2 separate regions of the Homo sapiens genome follow, and region 2 is linked to region 1. A link is a contact called in ENCODE Hi-C or POLR2A ChIA-PET data. All regions are on one chromosome and are shown on one strand. Each heading gives the region's core, a stretch centred on a gene start or an enhancer-like site at or near the end of the contact. The rest is flanking DNA. Distances are from core to core; before and after follow the strand shown.

Evidence for each region. A loop is a pair of places that touch in the nucleus more often than their neighbours do. ChIA-PET counts read pairs that join two places held with the same protein, here RNA polymerase II (POLR2A).
Region 2: a loop to region 1 is called in a map of endothelial cell of umbilical vein, with 3 times the contacts of the local background. The contact joins the enhancer-like site here to the promoter of TJP1 in region 1. A Hi-C loop is called at or near these places in 3 of 168 maps with a recorded cell type or tissue (HepG2, colonic mucosa and endothelial cell of umbilical vein). POLR2A ChIA-PET finds 5 or more read pairs at or near these places in 1 of 52 experiments (PC-9).

Annotation. Positions count from the first base shown.
Region 1 is chr15:29,818,300-29,825,417 of GRCh38, forward strand. It overlaps TJP1 (tight junction protein 1), which reads right to left and starts at 4,169. Exons shown (of 28, transcript NM_001330239.4): 1 at 3,703-4,169. The coding sequence starts at 3,729. It overlaps LOC124903451 (a long non-coding RNA gene), which reads left to right and starts at 6,209. Exons shown (of 2, transcript XR_007064546.1): 1 at 6,209-6,317; 2 at 7,085-7,118.
Region 2 is chr15:29,695,941-29,703,058 of GRCh38, forward strand. It overlaps TJP1 (tight junction protein 1), which reads right to left. Exons shown (of 28, transcript NM_001330239.4): 28 at 4,212-5,749. The coding sequence ends at 5,655. Among named protein-coding and RNA genes, the nearest start is that of LCIIAR, 25 kb to the left of the region's middle. Within about 2 kb of position 2,496, at least 3 of the 41 ENCODE cell types and tissues checked have a DNase peak (open chromatin) inside an H3K27ac peak, as active enhancers do; they include endothelial cell of umbilical vein, where a contact is called at or near this core.

The DNA of each region.
Region 1 (7,118 bases), core at 2,919-5,418:
ACTTTTCTGTGATTCAACCAATGAAATCGTTTCTTAACAATGATTCATACCACTTTCTTACACATTTAAACAATTCTTTGGTGACGCAGAGAACCACCCTAATTCTTGTTTTTCAACTTTCTAATAATCTTAAATCAAATACACCAGTAAACAAAATTCTGACTGCGAACGCAGACGTTTATCACACATATAAAAAACGTTTTTTTCCTTTATTTATTTATTTGAGACAGCGTCTCGCTCTGTCGCCCAGGATGGAGTGCAGTGGTGCGATCTTGGCTCAATGCAACCTCTGACTCCCGGGTTCAAGCGTTTCTCCTGCCTCAGCCTTCCCATTAGGGGGGATTACAGGTGCTCGCCACCAGGCCCGGCTATTTTTTTTTTTTTTTTTTTGTATTTTTAGTAGAGACGGGGTTTCACCATGTTGGTCAGGCTGGTCTTGAACTCCTGACGTCGTGATCCGCCCCTCCTGGCCTCACAAAGTGCTGGGATTACACCGCGCCCGGCCACGTTTTTTCCTTCATTACTTTTTGTTTTTGAGACGGAAGCTCACTTTGTCGCCCAGGCTGTAGTGCAGTGGCCCCGATCTCAGCTCAATGCAACCTCCGCCTTCCAGGTTCAAGCAATTCTCCTTCCTTAGCTTCCCAAGTAGCTGGGATTATAGGCACGCGCCACCATGCCCGGCTAATTTTTGTATTTTTAGTAGAGACGGGGTTTCACCATGTTGGCCAGGCTGGCCTCGAACTCCTGACCTCAAGTGACCCACCCGCCTTTATTACTTCTTTAGTATCATGCACGGAGGATTCTTTTCAATCTAGGTACATACATATTTTTAAGTAGTATTCTACATTTTCTTCTATTTTAGAATTTTTATTGCTCTTTGTCATTTAGATTTCCTTTGATTTTTTTTAGCCTATGAGGCAGAAAACATTTTTAAAAAATGGATAACCAATAGTCCTAGCACCATACATTGAACAAGCCACTTTCTCCAATAGTCTACAATATTATTTTTTACCACATATTCGTAGTTTTCCACCTTGCTGGCTAAATGAACTTAAAAGTTATCGTATCTCTGTGTTTCAATTTCTTCACCAAAAAGTAGAGATAATAGTTCACTTCATAGGGTTACTGTGAGAATTAAATAAATTGAGCACTTAGAACAATACCTGACATGCAATAATACTGATGATCATAATTACTAAAAGCCCATAAATGCACAGATGTTTCTGGACCTCCCTGGTTCCTGAACTGACGGGCTGCTTTAAATGACTGTGAATTTCTAACAAGTTTCCTGATACGGCCTTCTTTTTCCAAAATTTTGTCGCTATCATTTTATCATGTAGGTTTTCTTATCAATATGTCAAGTTTTCTACAATACAACACTAGAAGACACTGACTTGGGGAAAATTAGTAAATTCTACAACAGTGACTGTCTCCATCCAGAAAATACATTGTTTCATCTCGTTTATTCAGATCTCACTTTATGTCCTTCATTAAGATTCCAGTAGCTCACCAATATTTGTTATATTTATTTCTAGGTAGTCTTTTTAGAGAAACATTTAGTAGTATATATCAGAATTTAAACTGCACATAGCCTTTGCCTCGGTAATTCCATTTTTAAGAATCTGATATACAGTAATATATGTGTACAGATATAAAAAGGCTACTATTCCAAGAACAAAATCCTGGAAACAAATGTCTATCAAGAAAGCAAAGATAATCTAAACAGCAGCATATTCATAGGATGACAAACTATTCAACCATTATAAAGAAAACCGAATCAAAAGCACTGGCTTATTAGACAAGAGTTTCCCAAACTATCATGCTAAAACAGTAACAGCGAGCTTCCAAATTAATGTTGCCTTTTTTTTTTTTTTTTTCCAAACTGAAAGGAGGGTGGGGAAAACAAACGCATCATATGTAAAGCACTGAGTCCAGCCTGGCTCTTAGTAAGCATTTTAATCACCTTCAAAAATTAAATGTGACTTACGGAAACAGGTCACTGAATATTATTTCATTTCACTTATTCATTTATGGCCTGTTTTGCTCTATATAAAATTCTGAAGTGGCTCCATAATACAGCATCTTAAAAAAAAGCTTTCAACTTGCCCTTTACTCGCAAATGTTTACAATGCAAAAAAGTCCCTACAACGTAATATTTAACGAGTGATGCTTTTCAATATGCCATACAAATCTCAATACTATAATTCAGGAGAAGTACTCCTCCTACCTTACTGTGGCAATCCATTGAAAACGTATTTCTCTCCATACTTGAAATAACCTCTTAAAAAGTGTGTTGTCTTGCATATTAAGTACCAGAGATCACACTTCAGGAACAAAGTGACATTCTGTGTAATACGGAAACAAAGCCTTTCCTCCTAGGAAAGAAAGCCCCAGAAAAGACAAATAATGGGAGCTTATTTTAAAACCAAAGCAAAATGTTGCCTTTTATCCTAAATCTCTGGATCAAGTTTTACCTTTAGATTGTTCTTCCTCAATGTAAGGTCAAAAGGTGCAAGTTAAATTTTTCTTAAACGAAGAATACTATATCCCTTAAAACAATCTATTCATTAATAAGTGTAACCGCTAGCTTCTCCCAGCCAGCAAACAAGCTTCTGTGAGAGTTCAAAAGTTTCAGAGGCATAGTATTCCTGCTCCCAGATGTTACGGGTAAGCATTTCAAACAAAAATACACACAGAAAACCACTACCTGCCCAAGTATCTCGATACTATTTGAAGTAATGAATTGATATTCTTTAAAGGGGAGATTTTTTACTCCTCACATTTCTGTATTCCTTTGTTTGAAATAACAAGTACTATTTTATGATGAAAAAATTAATATACAAAATGGGAGGAGCATCCTAGCTGTTTTTCAGGAACTTTGGCTTTTTAATGTAATACACAAGTTAGTTTCAAAGCAATGGGAAAATGCAATAATATTTCAGAGCACATAGGAAAAGTAACAGGAAAAACGTTACTTTTTTCGGCTGAACTCACCGGCCTTTACTAATTTTTAAGTGCTCATCTTATTGTCCATTCGTAGGAATACTTTGTATTACTTGTGAAAGTTTAATTCAAGTTAAATTATTAAATGTTAAAGAGGTTATTTTCAAAGTTACCTTAAATAAGTAATACAGCATGAAAGAAAACCCGACCTACTACGCCTCACAGGCTGAGTGGAGTGTTTTGCAGTCTCAAAGCCTTATCGCTGGCGTGCGCATACCGCAGGGAGTGACATCAGATCGAAACTACAGGGTTTCGCCGGGGACCAACCACTCCTCCAAAGACAGCAGCTCCCGGCCAGCAGGAGGTGGCACCCCAAGCCCCGACCCGCTGAGAGCCGGCTTCCAGCCCCCGAACCCTCACTGGAGCCGAGTTTCTCCGCGAGGGACCTGTTGCGTGTCCCCGCCCTCAGCGAGCCGCAGCCAGGCACAGGCGCCGGCAGCTATGCACCTGCCCAGTACGGCGGCCGGGCGCCCGCAGCCCCCTCCCCGGCCGCCCCCAGTGCGGCCCGCGCCGCCCCCGCCCGAGGGGCTCCCCGCGGCCCGCGGCCCGCGGCCCGCGGCCCCGCGCCAGCCCTGCCCACCCCGCCGCCCCGGGGCCCAGACAGCCGCCAGCGAGGGAGGGCGGGACGCGGGCCAGATGCCGGTGGGCGGGCGGCGACGGTCGGCCCGGTCTGGCCCTGGCGGCCGCGGAGGCGCTCACCTTGGCGGCCGCAGCTCTGGCGGACATCTTGTCTCTCTCCAGCGCCGCGCGAGGCTCCTCGGACCCGAAACTCCGCGGCGCTGGCCCGCCCGCTCCTCACGCCACAGCCCAAATAAACATCTCCCGAGAGCGAGCGGGGCACGGGCGGGGGCGGCCGGAAGGGCCCGGCCCAGGGGGAGGGAATTCAACTCGGACAAAAGTCCGGGAAGCGCCCGCCCCGCCCGGGTCTTCTCCACGGGGCGCGCCCGACCGGCACCTCCCTCCGAGCGCGGCCACCCACTCGGCCTCCCGCAGCTTTCGCAGCCCGGCCACGTCGGCCTCGCCCGGTCGCCCGCCCGTCAGCAGCACCCGTGGCCTCCCGGCGTCTCCTCGGAAGCCGGCTTCGCCACGTAACTTCCCGGGAACCGGCGGCCGCCAAGGAACGCGGCGTCCGCTGGCTCAGCCGGCGCCGGCAACTCAGCGGCCACGCAAACCTGCCGGCCCGGCCCACTGAGCATGCCCGGCCCGGCGGGGGCGGGGCTGGACGAGGCGAGGCGAGGCGAGGCGGGGAGGGGGCGGGGCCGCGGCGGGGGAGGGGGCGGGACGAGCGGCCGGGGTCCCGACCCCAAGCGCGGAAGGAAAAGCCGGGTAACCCAAGTAACTTGGAAGACAGTTTCCGCTGCCGTGCGAGTCTTCCTGTTTGTTTTTATCCAAGGTCTGGCAGAATTCGCCCCCAAGGAGAAAGCGCCTGTGCACCAAAGCTTTCCTTAAGAGACTTGTCCACTTGCTCCTCGACAAGCCACGCACATCATGGGGTGAGCCCCATGCATGAGTGCGGCTGGAAAGGCCGGCAGAGCCGATACCCGACAGTTGTTTCCTTCACTGGGCAAACAGCATGGTCACGGCTGTCACCGCGTGCCTCGGCGTTGTTCCCACGGAAGGCGGAATGCATTTTCTGCAAGGCGCGTCATGGCTTTCATCTCCGAGGAGCTCCGGCAGGGTCAGAAGCGTTGCTCTCGTTCACCGGCGCCGACTGCCAAGGCTGAAACTGGTGATGAGGTCATGGGCACCCGGAGGCAGCAGCCTGAGAAACACCCTAGAGACCTGTGACATCTCGGCCCACACCCCACATTAGACCTCAAGATATATCCAAAGTCTCTTTCCCGCCCATCTAGACAGGAATCTTGAAAAGTTTATTTTTGGCCATCAAGATTGCTGAAATTCTTGTTGACCGAACGGGTCAAGCTGCCCTGCATTCCAATGCTGTCCCTCCAACTCAAAGTTGGGCAGAAAAGGGTGTAAACACGTGCAGTCCATGGTCCAGTTTAATCAGCCACTACACAAACTTCCCACAATGTTGACGGCTTTGCTAAACACCAAGGAACATGGTAAGAAACCAATCCTAGACTCACTAATCTACACTTGTAAATGTAAAGGTCTTCAAAAAATGCCAGAAATCCTTAGTAACATCAATGATAACATCTTTAAAGTATCTGGTATAGTGCCACAACCGGCACAGAAGAAATGGAAGAAATCATAAACATCAGGCTTTAGACAATGGTTTTCTCTTTAGAATTCAACTGTATGAAAAGAACAAATTTAACAAAGAAGTATGTGTAGGTGATACATAAGTATCAATTAAGGCTTCGAAGTGCCACACATCTTGCAACCCAAAGCTGTCTGAACCAGAAAAGAGCCTTCTGCAAACCAAACCCTTATTCCTTTTTGTTCTTCATAAAAATGGTTGAAGTCATTTTTGTTTTAAAGTCATGTTGTAATTGTTTTGCTTTTGGACAAAGTATTATTTATTCTTTTAAGAATTGTGGGCCAGGCGTGGTGGCTCACGCCTGTAATCCCAGCACTTTGGGAGGCCGAGGCGAGCGGATCACGAGGTCAGGAGTTTGAGACCAGCCTGGCCAATATGGTGAAACTCCGTCTTTATTAAAAATACAAAAATTAGCCTGGTGTGGCGCGTGCCTGTAGTCCCAGCTACTCGGGAGGCTGAGGCAGAAGAATCACTTGAACCCAGGAGGCGGAGGTTGCAGTGAGTCCAGATCGTGCCACTGTACTCCAGCCTGGGCAACCAGCAAGACTCTGTCTCAAAAAAAAAAAAAAAAAAAAAAAAAAAAAAAAAAAATGGTGGCCAGGCGTAGTTGCTCACGTTTATAATCCCAGCACTTGGGGCCGTGCGCAGTGGCTCAAGCCTGTAATCCCAGCACTTGAGAGGCCAAGGCAGGCAGATCACTTGAGGTCAGGAGTTCGAAACCAGCCTGGCCGACATGGTGAAACCCCATCTCTACTAAAAATAGGAAAGTAGCCGGGCATGGTGACAGACGCCAGTAATGCCAGCTATTCAGGAGGCTGAGGCAGGAGAATCGCTTGAACCCGAGAGGCGGAGGTTGCAATGAGCTGAGATCATGCCATTGCACTCCAGCCTGGGCAACAAGAGCGAAACTCCGTCTCAAATCATCATCATCATCATCATCATCATCATCATCATCCCAGCACTTTGGGAGGCCAAGACCAGAGGATTCTTTGAGGCCAGGAGTTTGAGACCAGCCTGGGAAACAGTGAGACCCCATTAAAAAAAAAAAATTGTGATTAAATTTCTTCATATGCAAACACCATTTAAAAAGGTTTGGGAAGTATTTTTTAATTTTAAAAGGTGGTGATGAAAGACCTTTCACATTATCTTTACCATTTAAGAAGATGTGCAATTGCATAAGCTGCCTAGAACTAGGTGTGGTGTCTTTAATAGCACCTAAATCTAGAGACACTATCTACAAATGCACTGACATTTTTCACTTTTCCTTATTTGTCACTTTTACAAGTTGCCCAATGTGTAATTTAAATGCTAGATTGCAACTATTTGTCACTAATTAAAAATAGTTATATATTTAACAGTTTTATCTTTGCCATGGTTTAAAAAATGAAATCAAACAAAAATATTTCATCTTGAAAATATTATTCTTTAAAAATTATATTTAGTATTTCAGTGACTAATAGTATCACTTTAAAATTTTTCAGTGGTATTTTTAATATCTAAATTAAACTTCATAAAGTCTGTTCTTTAAATAAACAAGAGAAGGCTTTTATCATCTGTAAAATAAAGGTAAAACTGTTGCCAACAATTAAAAACAAAGCTTTATTCCTGCAGTTTATTTTTTAGGTAGGTGCTTTGACAACAAGTGGAAAGTATAAAGAATAATCTGAAAGAATCACCCATTTAACAATTAAAGAGTTTATCCATGGAACACCAAAAAAGTATTTTCTGACTTTTATGCTTACACACGCATGTCATCATAGCTCCTCTAGATCAATATGGGAAGAAATACAAGTTAATTAAGGATTCTCATTTAGAGTTACTATAATGTTTAACCACAAATCTCTTTCGATTGTACAGATTTATCTTATTTCTGATCATCTCTGCAACTGAA
Region 2 (7,118 bases), core at 1,246-3,745, 120 kb before region 1:
GCTGACTACATACCTACCTACCTAGAGTGCACTGCACAGGTGGAAAATTGGCAACACTCAGGGAGTCTAGGTCAAGGGCAGAAGGGAAGTTCTCTGTATTATTCTCGCAAATGCTGTGTTGTTGCAACTGAGCGTGAAAATATGCTAAAAAAAAATAAAAACTAACCTTTCCCCTGCCTGGGTGGTGGACACTTAAGTTGCTGGGCTGTGATGGGCTGGAGGCTGTGCTCTCCTGGTTCCCTGACTGAGGTGAGGGCCTTCGGTTTAGTCCTGCCCTCCCTGCACAGGGTTCTTTTTGCCTCTATCCCACTAAGTCGTCAAGACGGTGGACGCAGATCCACTTTCTGCTTCCTCCTGGTGCCTGCCCTGTGTTTCCCGTGGTCCTCCTTGGAAAGGCCACAAAAGTGTTTCAAGAGGACTCAGGTCCAAGATGCTTCCTTGGAAAATTTGCAGTTTGTGCTGTCATAAATGTGGCACATTAATGGTTGCTAAAACTGGGGAGCAACTCCTCAAGGCTTGGTGGGAGCATTTCAACTGAGTTTAAATATTCAAAAACATAAGAACCAAATCCTGTCCCCCAGGGGCAGCAGCACTGGATCCTACTGACCAAGCTTCCACCCTCCTCCCTGGGCCTATCAAGAAGAAACCAATGGGCCGGACACAGTGGCTCATGCCTGTAATTAATCCAGGCACTTTGGGAGGCCAAGGTGGGCGGATCACTTGAGGCCAGGAGTTTGAGACCAGCCTGGCCAACATGGTGAAACCATCTCTACTAAAAATACAAAAATTAGCCGAGCGTGGTGGGGCAGTGAGCCGAGATTGCCCCACTGCCCTCCAGCCTGGGTGACAGAGCGAGACTCCGTCTCCAGGAAAAAAAAACCAATGAAGCCCTGGGACTGTTTGGTGCATGTGTCCTCTACTGAAGAGCAGGCTGCAAAGAAACTCAATTTTGCTTTAAAGCACTCGGTTTCAAATGTTTCTGAAAGCCCTCAGCTTCCCACTACAACGGCAACCGCTGCTTGGTAGGTATCAAGACTGGGGCTGCTCCCTGGGTCTCAACCTTCATGCTTTCCACTTGGTTCCTGCTCATCTTCAAGCTGTCCTTATCCAACATGGAAGACACTCATTCTCAGAAGTGCTCTGGGAAACCCCATGTCCTCAAAGTCCTCTCTAGGAACCCCACTGCCGTCGTTCCAGCCGGTTTCTGCCACACCCCCACTGACAAGAAATGAAGAGTTGCTAGGGTGAATACTTGGCACGCCCCTCAACACTAAACAGCAGCAGCATACTGACCACATGTCAGTTTCCACATTTTCTTTCCTTCTCTGTTTTTAAGGGGGTATGAAATGATTTATACCTGCATGTTTTCAAATCCACTTAAGACCAGGAGGTGCTATGTGGACAAATAGATCAAACTACCTCAAAACTTTACGGTGACAATCAAGCCAAGGTAAAACACGCTAAAATCACCACCTGTGCACCCACCTCTTCCTATTTTTCCGCGGGTGAGTGCCAGAGGAGGGCGTTCCACATGGGGGCTCTAGTGCGTCTCACGAGGTGCACTTCTCTCATGCACCAAGTGAAAACCTTACACATCTTCCCTGCCTGGCATTGCGCCAGTAGGCAGAAAACTTGGTGCAACAAAACTCAATTTTTGTCTTTATTGGCACGTGGTTTCCTAGACAACTATGGACACAATTCCCTCAGAACAGCCTATGGTGCAAAGGGAGGGAAGGGAGAGTGTCAGAATGTGGAAGGCTTGTCGTAGTTGGTTACAGACCTCTCTTCTGAGCACCTTGTTTGTGTCAACTTCTGGCTAACCTGAATGAACACCCATCAGCTGGGAGAAACAAGCACTAGGGGGCACCTTCATGGTCACTGGTAAAGAAAGCCCTAATTATCTACAAAATGGAAATGGAAAACAAACATTTAAAGTTTTATGCATTTTAGTTTTGAACTAGAAATCTTCCAAGTTTAATATATACCTTCCTAGTGAATTCCCCTGCCAAAAACAAACAAAAAACCCCTCCCCTAAACCAAATGGTATTCCTGCATCTTGGGCAACAGCTCCTTCACTGTCAAGTAGTTCCAAAGGAAAGCACGAGTAGGTAAGAGTCAAAAATGCCACTGAGTTTTTGCTGTGATCAAATTGATCAGGAGACAACAATGTGGTTCTGTAAAAATCAGCACATCAACAATGTGTCTTCCCACACTCCATCTGGGGAAACCCGGCTAAGCAGCCTGGAAACAGAGTGCCAGGTCACTCTCTACATGTAGGGCTGCTGGGCAGCCGCAGTAACGTGTGCCCGGATGCATCTGTGTACACAGCTCTCTGGTTTGCTTTCTGCAAATTGGACGGAAAACAGAGCCTGGCTTCCCATCCAGTAAATGGTTTTCAAACTGCGAGTCAAGAAAACCGAAAACTTACTCCCCATCTGCCTGCTAGGTGGCCTTCCTGCATTTACTGCCACATCCCTTCCTAGCCAACTGCTCCCTGTCTAGACGGAAGCCACCCAGTGTCAACGTCTGTGTCTCCTCACCTGAGTCATCTCCATCTGCTCAGTGCCTTGTGTACTGCATTAAGTACTTGCTCAGAGGTCAAGAGGAGGAACTGACTCACGCAGCATTAGTGGATGTTCACTAAGCCTTCTGTTGATTGTAACGTTAGTATAGGGGAAGGGCAAAAGCAGAATTCTGACCCTAAAGCTTGGCCATCTGAATGAACTCACTGCACCATGCTCAGTGCTGTGGGAAGATGGTTAGGCAACAGAAATGTCCTTAGGAAGGAGCTCTAGGTATCTACACCTGACCAGGTGTTCATGCCACATACTAAAAGGTAGGGGGACAAAAAACAGACTTACTGAGTTGTGTCCCTTTCACAATAAATTGTTTCCCTAATTTATCTAAATGAAAACTGTCTTATTTAGGCCTTATATATGTGTGTCTGTGTTTACAATAAGGACACATTTAAAACAGAAAACTCAACACCTATATCATACTACACATAAAGTTAACTCAAAGTGGATCACAGACATAAATATAAAACAAAAAATTCTGAAACTTGAGAAGTCTTTACACTTTGGGCTAAGTGAAGATTTCTCTTAGGATAGAACATCTTAGTGAAGATATGACAAAAGCATAATCTATGAAAGAACAAACTGATTAAACTAGACTTCATCAAACTGAAGTCAAGCGAAATGAAGTAACGTTTACACAAAAACCTGTACGCAAATGTTTATAGCAGTTTACTAATAATCTCCCAAACCTGGAAACAACCCAGAAGTTCCTTAACTGGGGAATGGATAAACAAGCTCTGGTACAGCCACACAATGGAATACCACCTGGCAATAAAAAAGAACCTGCAACATCATACATGAATCTCAAATGCATCATGCTAAGTGAAATAAGCCAGACTCAAAGGCAACATATTGTATGATTCCATTTATATGACACTGTCAAAAAGGCAACTATAGAAACAGAAGAGATCATCCTGCCAGGGGCTGGAAGAAGGGTTGAGTATAAAGGGGTACAAATGATTAGAGAAGATAAAGAAACTGTTGTATGTATTAACCGTGGTAAATAAACAGTATGTGTTTGTCAAAATTTGAACTATACATTTTAAAAACAGTAACTTACTCTATGTAAATTATACCTTAACAAAGATGAAAAAAATAAAATCCACATAGATGGATTCAGTCCACAAAGGTGTTTACTGAAACACTATAGCAATAATCCAAATGTCAACAGGGGTGGCAGTTAAGTAAGTAGGATGTCCACAATGGAATATTTATGCTCACTAAACCCATTTTCTTCCCCCAAATGTGGGTGACATTAAACAATGCCCGTGCTATTTATCTGGGGAATAAAACCATATACAAATGGTTACACGCACACACACAAACGCACGTGTGTCCCCATGCAGGGGTGTTTCTCCACGCAGGGGTGTGTGTTTACCCACAGGGGGAAGTCGGCCTGCTGCCTTCTCCCACTCTGTCTCCAGGTCCTTCTGCCCCACTTCAGTCTGAGCCCTTCAGATGAGCACTGCCCACCCATCTGTACATGCTGGCCAAGGGGAGAAATTCTGCATGCAACACCAGACGACGAGGTGGTAGGTGACGCTGGGTGATAGGGATTTGTGTGCAGGATTTTAAAACAGGATTATAAAGCTGCATGAAACTAGAAAACAGTGGGCAAACAGACCAAGCCAGCACTTTATTTTAAAAAGTTTTATTTTGGAGATTTAGAAATTTGAGATTTTTAATAACGGCAAAAGAAATTCAGTCACACCTAATGATTAACAGAATGTAGTGGTGTATTATCTAAACAGAAATCGTGCTGATGTGCCATAATAAATTGTCTATTAGTAAAAAAATACACTTTAGGGCACAGCATTGTATCACAAATTACAGTAGGGATACTTTGCAAGAATTTAATCAAACTAGAGAATTCTGAGTAACTGTATCTTTTAAATGCAGCACTTAAAAATGTAACAACTCTGTGCATCCTTTTTCTTAAAAAAAATGACCTTGCATGTGTCATAGAAACGCTGCTTTATTGCTGCAGAGGTCAAAGTTCAAGGCTCAAGAGGTACAGGAGAGAATACAAAGGTAGCCTTTAGAAACGTGGTCTTGTTTATGTATAAAAAAGGTAAAGTTTATAAAAGTTAATTTACAAACCAAGAACAAAAGTGGTATGCACGCATTATGTACAAGCATCCTTAAAACATCAAAATTTTCAAATGCATAGCCAGAAAGAACAGAAAACCACCACTGCCCCTTGTCAAAAAAAAAAAAAAAGAAAAGAAAAGAAAAGAAAAAAATATCCCCAAATCACACCACTATTTTCTTCTGGGTGATAACACATTTCTGAAACCACCAAATGCACAACGTACTCAGTCTTTGTCATGATACAGTATCTAGATAATGCACAAAAGCCATAAAAACTTAGTAACACAAGGAGAATGAGCTAAGAATTAAGAACATGAGGGTAAGGCATTTCTGCTGGTTAGTATGTCTGTGGTAATATGGTGAAGTTAGAGATCTGAAGAGGCCATGGAACCAGTCTCACATGCTTTTGTATCCTTCCCTAAGAAAAATGTGTTTTCATGTACAGTAAGTCATTGTCTTCACTTCACCCTCCCCCAGTTGTAAATCTCCTTGCTGTACATTTCTGTTAAATCCACAACACTGGTTATATATTCCAGGTGCATTTAAAAAATGTGTGCATATTACTTCATGCATAATAAAATAAAATGTGTACGTATGCTAGGCCAGGGCCATAGTAAAGTTTGAAACAGTGTACTTTGGAAAGAACAGACCTCAAATGCACCCCCATTTACTGGCTGGTATTTTAACGGAAATCAATATGTGAAGTTAAGCAGTGACGATAAAAAAATTACAAAAATCACAAAGCAAAATATCTTTGAACCTCTAGCCAATACCAACAGTCCCGTCAATCACAAACATGCAGTGTGTAGCATGTTTTCCGACCATGGTTCAGGGGCATGCTCACTCATCTTTATCAGTTCAAACAAATGCCTCATACTAACAAACTGTAGTATCAACTCTAAAAAAGGTATAATACTTGATAGAGTGGTTCCATTTAGATTAAGTTTAATCCAGTTTCACATTATTTAAGTTCCTATATTTCAAGAGTTAAAAGTGGTCAATAAGGACAGAAACACAGTTTGCTCCAACGAGATAATTTGGATCTCCGGGAAGACACTTGTTTTGCCAGGTTTTAGGATCACCTATGAGAGAAAAGAAGTTGATGTCATTTACAGTTCAGTAAACTGCTATCCGTAATGCTTTGCAATTATAGGGCAAATACGTATATTTAGACATAATTTTCTTCTGTTTCTTCAGCATATTGAATTTGTATCAAAACACATTGCTGTATTTCAAAGCAGATCTGCTGGCATCTAACAATTCCAAAGGTGTTTCACACTTCTAAAAAAATTTTTTTTAAAACGTTCTTTCTAACTCACACCATTAAGAACAGTTTTTTGTTTTTTGTTTTTAATTTTCAGACTTCTCCTTTATTACATTATCAAGTGCATTGGCCTTTTCAAAAAATGAATACAAGTGAGTGATGGCAATCTTATGCCTGGGACAGTCCCAGTTTGCCAGAGCCCACATAATTATCAGTAGCACTTTTTTTTTTTTTCCAGTTTCGAAAGTCTGGAGGATAATTATGTGATCACCTATTTGAGCTGAGAATGAGGACACATTTCTCACACTCAACTATAAACCAACAAATGAAGCCCAGTTCTGCAGAATCTAGTTCTTGAAGACTGTCTTCCCCCTTACAAAAAACAAGCAAAAAAACGAGACTGCACCAGAGCTGCTCAGCTCTGATTCCAGCTGGACAACAAAATTAATCATGCAGCTTCAAAAACTCATTGACTGGGTGTTAGTTAGGTCTCAGGATTTAAGTTTTTAATAAGCTCTTGGTGATTTCTATTAGATGTGAAGGCAGGGACGACTATATGTCTCTGTGGTGTCCAAGCAAGCTGAGAGTCACAGCTGTGGACGTTTGCTTCCCTTACAGAAGTAGCTCTCAAACAGGAATGACCCTGCCCCTGATGGGACATCTGGAGACAGTTTTGCTTGTTACCACTGGCATCTAGGGGTAGAGGCCCAGGGAAGCTGCTAAATATTCCACGACGAACAGGAGGGCCCTACAACAATCATTTGGCCAAAATGTCAACAGTGCCAGCTGAGAACTTTGCTTACAGTACGTTAGACATTACCTAAGCAATATCTGGAGCCAAAAGCATTTCATTTTTCCAGAAAATGGGGTACTTGTAAATATGAGGAAATATGTATTTACATGTAATTTTTTCCTCTGATAACATTAAAATATGCTCTTGCTATAATCTTTAGACCACAAACTTTTATTTCATACTGTACCAAACTAAAACTAAATAATGCTCATCTGATTTATCAAAGATTTGGAAGCTAGACTTTAAATCAGGTTCGCTTAAAGTGATCTACACCCAAAATAAAATTCTAATTATTAACTGACTTAAGTCACTCAAGGAAGTGAGAAATGTGAAAATGCAGTGGAAGCTTTGAAATTATCTCAGGAGAAAAAGTCATTTACAAATAGTGTATAAA